Linked DNA regions of Homo sapiens: region 2 is linked to region 1. The links are chromatin loops, found by intact Hi-C in ENCODE. Cell type or tissue: sigmoid colon. All regions are shown on one strand. Links, peaks and the distances in the headings refer to the core of each region. The heading gives the core; the rest is flanking DNA.

The links. Hi-C counts contacts between places; a loop is a spot of excess contacts. Peaks named below come from ENCODE experiments on the same cell type or tissue, not always from the same donor. Only the 100,000 strongest peaks of a DNase experiment are listed, where the experiment ranks them.
Region 2: it touches region 1 in a loop (2.9-fold over the local background); 5 of 110 quality-filtered maps call a loop at or near these places.

The regions. Positions count from the first base shown.
Region 1 is chr1:87,591,352-87,594,262 of GRCh38, forward strand. No RefSeq gene overlaps it. Among named protein-coding and RNA genes, the nearest start is that of LINC01364, 220 kb to the left of the region's middle. In sigmoid colon, for the core only: no CTCF peak of the experiment used is centred there; no DNase peak of the experiment used is centred there; H3K27ac peaks cover 635 bases.
Region 2 is chr1:87,333,724-87,336,634 of GRCh38, forward strand. The region is part of intron 2 of LMO4 (LIM domain only 4); the gene reads left to right. Among named protein-coding and RNA genes, the nearest start is that of LMO4, 6.3 kb to the left of the region's middle. RefSeq lists a silencer at 1,537-1,906. In sigmoid colon, for the core only: a CTCF peak has its summit at 1,737 (motif pointing right); DNase peaks (open chromatin) are centred at 798 and 1,568; H3K4me3 peaks cover 2,500 bases; H3K27ac peaks cover 994 bases.

The sequences.
Region 1 (2,911 bases), core at 153-2,652:
TGGTGCACTCCATCTGGAATTGAGACATTTTTCCAGACCTCTGGGATCACTCTCATTCATCGTATGGTTTCTTGTCCCTTGCCTCCTTCCTCTCAGCCTCACCTTTATTTCCTGCTCTTTCTCCTCCTTTCCTTCTCAATAATAGCTGTGTCTCTGACCTTCTGCTTCTTTCTCACTACGACCCTTAAGTGTTCCCAGACTTCTTTCTCTATGGTAGCTGTTTTGGGGAATGTGGCAACTGGTCTAGCTATGCCCCGACAGCAGCCGCTGGTGATGGAGCTTGTGAAATACGCTTCAAAGAGCCTGCTCACCCTGGGGCTGGAGAACAACACTAGGTTGGGCTTTGGCAGGTGCAGCCCAGAGGGGGCTGGCAAAGCAGAAGGCAGCCTACGCCAACCAGTAGGGAGTGGCTCTGGGTCACTTCCCAGAAAGGGACTTCTACCAACTCAGACAATCGAGTCAATGGGTCCACCCACCAGAGGCAAAATAGATTGCTTCCATTGTTTGCAAGCAGAGTTGAGCAATGGGAATGGAGGGAGCACCTGGGCAACAGGAGATGCTGGTTTTCAGTGTTTGTTCATTCTTCCATTAGTGCCCCTGGGTCCTTCTGCTGTCACTCTACTCACAAGAATCCAGTGCCTTCCTGCTTCCTTGGGCGCATCAGGCCCACTTCCCTCCCCATCACTTTGGCTTTTCCTCTTGGGACAGTACCTCATGCCTTGAATGCATTCATCATCACCTCTCCCCTTCCCTCTGTCATTCAAACTCATCAGTCTGTGTCCTCTTTCCATAGTGCCTGCTCTTTCAGGTGAATTACTGTGAGGATTGGGCTCTGAATCTTTGTCTTTGTGTTCCCTACACTACCCAGTACCAGGAAAACTGAAGGTACTCAATACATGTGTTTGTTAATTTCAAGGTTACTGAAATTGCATTGCTGTTATCATCTCACTTCTTCTTTCTGATAGATACTAGAAAGAGAACTGGCCACAGAATTAGAATACTGCAGCTGCAGTGGTCCTGGTTCCATCTTTACTACCTGTGAGTCCTTGGGCAAGTTGCTTAACCTTTCTGAATTCAGTTTCTGACTGCAACGCAAGAATTAAAGCAGTTTTCTGTTTTACGTCTCATAATATTGTTAAGATTAAATGGCAGCATATGGGCAAAAGAGCTTTATGATAGCAAGAGATATACATTTAGATTACTTCTTATGGTATAACCAGTTTGAGTTAATGACTGACAATAGCTTAAAATATTCGTCTTCTCAGATAACTTGCATGCTTGTATTATGAGGACATCATTTTAAAAATCTAATTCTATTCAGTGAGAAATTATTAAATGTCTATTATGTGTCTTGCAATTTTATATACATTGTGGAGGTTTTGAGACAGGTAGAAGAAATGGTTGCTTTCTAAGAAATTGTGACATAATTAGAAGGGGCTATACCAGACTATAGTGAGCTGCCCACGTGGGATTTAATACATGTTTCCAAGACTTTGGAACTAGTTTTCTTAGGCCAGTAAAATTAAAAAAGAAAAAAAAATGGGAGACCAACATTGACTTGCCAAGTTTTAACTTTTCTCATCTATTCAACAGTTTGAAACTTATATTTGGAATTTGTATATAACAGCATAGAGAACTATAACACCAATAGAAATCTATAAAAACTTAAAACTTGACTCATGGGAACTTTACGAAAAATATAAGCTACCGCCCTCATCTCTCTCACTTTACTTTGAGCCACTCTGCAAGTTTGTGGACCAGGAGGTGGGTACTACTACGTGAGCACACAGAACACCTGACTGGGAGTTGGCTCCCTCGCTCTGATACTATTTGGTTTTCTTTTTTTTTTTTTTTTGAGACAGAGTCTTTCTTGCTCTGTTGCCCAGCCTGTTGCCCAGGCTCACTGCAAGCTTCGCCTCCCAGGTTCACGCCATTCTCCTGCCTCAGCCTCCCGAGTAGCTGGGACTACAGGTGCCCATTACCACGCCTGGCTAATTTTTTTGTATTTTTAGTAGAGACGGGGTTTCACCGTGTTAGCCAGGATGGTCTCGATCTCCTGACCTCATGATCCACCCACCTCGGCCTCCCAAAGTGCTAGGATTACAGGCGTTAGCCACTGCACCCGGCCTACTATTTGGTTTTCACAAAGTCGGTGTGAGACACTGTGCAAGGCCCTGAAACACTGTAGGCTCTATTTCCTCTTTTGCAAAATAGGGATTGGACTAGAACCTGTGCAGCCTAACACCATGGGCTCTAGCCACATGCAGTCACTGAAATTTAAATGAATTCAATTAAATAAAATATAAAATTTAATATCTTAGTTACACTTGCCACATTTCAAATGCCTAATAGCCACATATGACTAATGATAATCATACTGGACCACACATATTTAGACCATATCCAGCACTGCAGAAAGTTCTGTTACATAATGCTGGACTAGATGATTTCTAAAGTTTTTTTAAATTTTAAAATTCTAGGAGGTTTTGGTTACATACAGTCCTGCTTAGCGTCTGAGTCATGGGGTGGCTTCAAAATAGTGAGGTTATAAAACAGTCCCTCAACTGTCTGTTAAATCTATATGGTGATGATAATCGTTTAACTCCAATGGATGGCATGGATACCAATTGTTGCCTAAGAAGTGTTGATTTTATTGTAAATGTTAAGCAGTTTGGTTAAACCAAAGTCTCACATTCAACCTTCTGTATCTATCTCAAAGGTTGTCCTCCATTTGAATACCCATTTTTCCAATCCCTACCAGGTATTTCTTTCTTTCTTTTTTTTTTATCTGAGATTAATCTCCCATAACATTTTCACAATCTTATGGGAAAAACTAATCTAAATGATAAGTAGTTTCTTTTTTCTTCTTCAATCTACCATAAAATTGCCAATGTGTTTTTAAAACCACTAT
Region 2 (2,911 bases), core at 296-2,795, 260 kb before region 1:
TAAGTGTTCTTTTAGAAGTAAATGTTGGAAAATCAGCAGGAACATGGGTGTAATGCTTTCTGGTCCTCCTTCCAAGTAATGCCATGAGCTTTGACGGTGCTGTAATTAAATAGAAAGCAAAACTGTGGTAAGAAAGGAGTGTGGTTTGAAGTGGAAAAATTGACAGTGCTGTTAAGATTCCGTGAATGGTACAGATTCATCTCTTCTCCGAGTGCCTTCAAAAAAAAAAAAACAAAAAACAAAAAAAACCCTCGCTTCTGATTACAACTAATTAAAAAGAAGATGGGTCCGCTTGTATTCCCCCAGGACAAGTTTAGGCAAGTGGCTTCCTGGGAATTGTGTCCATTCTTTTCTCTATTCTTGGGGCCAAATGTAAATGGCCTTTTGGTGTTTTCCTGTGCCCTAATGGAGCAATGGAGGATGTGTGCCCAGCCCTGAGCCTTAATTAATGGCATCTACGTTCTTACTTCCTTTTTTCCCTCTGAATCTGGAAACTGGAGCCAGGCTCGCTCTTGAACTACATGCTACCCCGAGGACCTTAGATCTTTCTAGGAGAGATGAGTTCTAGCTCAGTACGAAATTGATGGCCTCACACTTAGCTCAGGGCTCACCAGCAGCTGAGCGCCCCTTCCCCTCCAATTTAAGAGATTACTGAAGTCTTCCTTCAGTGTTCCTCTCTCAGCCCATCAGGATGTCCAAAGGGTGGGAAGGTGCAGACGTTGCTGTTCCTCTCAGCTACCCCCTCTCCAATGTCCCTCAAGTCCACTTGTTGGAGGAGCTTTCAATGCCGCAGGGACCGCTGCAGAAGAGTGGAGTAATCTGCTCGCCCGCCGCCAGGTGAAGGGGACCCCTTGGTCCGACTGAGACCACATAGCGATTTACTGAGGGGCTTTTAAACTGTCTTGACTTTGAGTTGTGGTTTTTTGAAAACAACCAAGGTCTTGCTAAAAAGCTGCGGGAGAGCTGGGAAAGGCCGGCCTGAGCGCGGGGGAGGGGGCTGCAAGATGAGGGGGCGCTTTCACCAGTCCCCTCCCCCTCCGCGGCCAAGTGTCGATGGGCAGAGCTGGGCTTCTGCCTCCTCTCCCTCCAAGATTTCAGATAAAGCGGCTGCCTTGCTGCAGCGAATCCGCACAATTAAAAGCTTTAATTAGTGGCTCCTCCATTTTCTTAGTTCTGATGGGCTTTATCTAATGAGATCTGGTCTCTGGCTTAGATCTGCTCCGAATGACGTGTCCGCAATGAATGAGAGCTGCGTCGCAAACAAAACATTTAATTAACAAAATTGGCCTCTAAGAGAGGGAGGGAAAGAATGAAGGGGGGGGGGTTGTAGAGCGGAGGGGGAGGGTGGATCTTAAAGGGACCAACGCCTGCCTGGCCCCCCCATCTTACAAAAATAGGGGAACCTTGGGACTGCCCCTTCCCCCACCCCCGGCTCCCGACCCCTCAGCTCCACCCAAGCGCCCCAAGTAGCTTCGGAAACTCCGTTTCTCTTCCTCGAACCGTCTTTCCTCCACCCCCACCTCGGGCCCGAAGACTGGCGCGGAAAGTGCAGCGAGAGGAGGAAGTTCGGAGACCGGCGGGTGGGGCTCCAGGTCCGGGGAGGGCGAGGAAACGCGCCGGAAGCCAGGGTGGCGGTCGTCGGCTGGCCCTCGCTCCCTAGGCGGCCAGCACCCGGGCCGGCGCCGCCCGAGGCCGCAGCCAGAGCGCCCAGCCGGCGGGCGGTCTCGGGCCCACGAGGGGGCGAGCGCAGGGCGGGAGCCGGGCGAGCGGGTCGCGCTTTCTTTCCCCGGGCTCCACTCGGGCGGTTCACGTGGCGCCCGCAGCCGCAGTGAGCCCGGCGCGGCCGGGGGTGGGGGCCTGGGGCGAGGGTGGGGAGAATTGGTAGTTGGTGGTGGAGGGTGTGTTTGGGTAGGGGGTGGCGTTAGGAATGGAGGCGCCGCCAGACAGCGAGTTCATTTCCCTGGTAATCAACAGCAAGCTGCTATATTCAGAGAATGCTGTCCCTTTAATTGAACAGGCTAGGTAATTAAATGGCACTTTTCCAATAGGACGTGCTAGGTAAATCTAATAGTTGGTTATTTAATATCACTTTGAAGTCTGCCCACTCAAGCACAATGACAGCACAGGAGCATGTGAACTATTAGCTAGAAAAAAAAAAAAAACAGGATCTCAAAAATTAATTAAATCGCATGCAATTTAGGGGGAACGTTTATCTTGATTTGTCATAACAGAATTAATTCAAGGCCTCCAATTCACTTGGGGGCAGATCTGTTACTCTGAATTAACCAAGCGTAATTTGGCTGATTTTTTTTTTCCTATTATGCACAGCCCCCCTCTTAAGTATCAATAGCTTCTGGTGCTTTTAAGGTGCCTGGTCTCTAGTTTTTCCGAAGTACCTTTAATGGACTTGGCTCCAGGCATAATTTCTGGGTTGCATTTCTTTGTTACATTTAATATAGCTGGTGCAGAATTTAGATTAAATATAGGAACCTGCTGGAAAACCAATTGCTTCTGGATCAGTAGCTGTGGATGTGCTTTTTTCTCCTCAGATAGGTTGCTGATATTTACTTGCAGGTACAAATGTATATACCTTTCAGCCACACTCTCAGAAACGTACCTCTCCTTGCCCAAAAGCAGTTTAGAAAACACAGCCAGGTAGCGTTTCATATTGCATGTATTTTGCTTGAAGTAATAATGCAGTTGAAAATAAGCCCACCTATTGGTCATTGAAGTTACTGAAAGATGCTAAGCATTGATAGTAAACTAAAAATACGATTTGCCCTCCATCTCTTAATGCCAGCAAGGAGAGCTGGAGCTCAGCGGGCAAACAGGAATAAAACTACATGGTGTTGTTCAAACAGGAGCAAAGCACCTTTAAAGTGCAGTGGTTTGGTGGGATTTCTTCCCATCT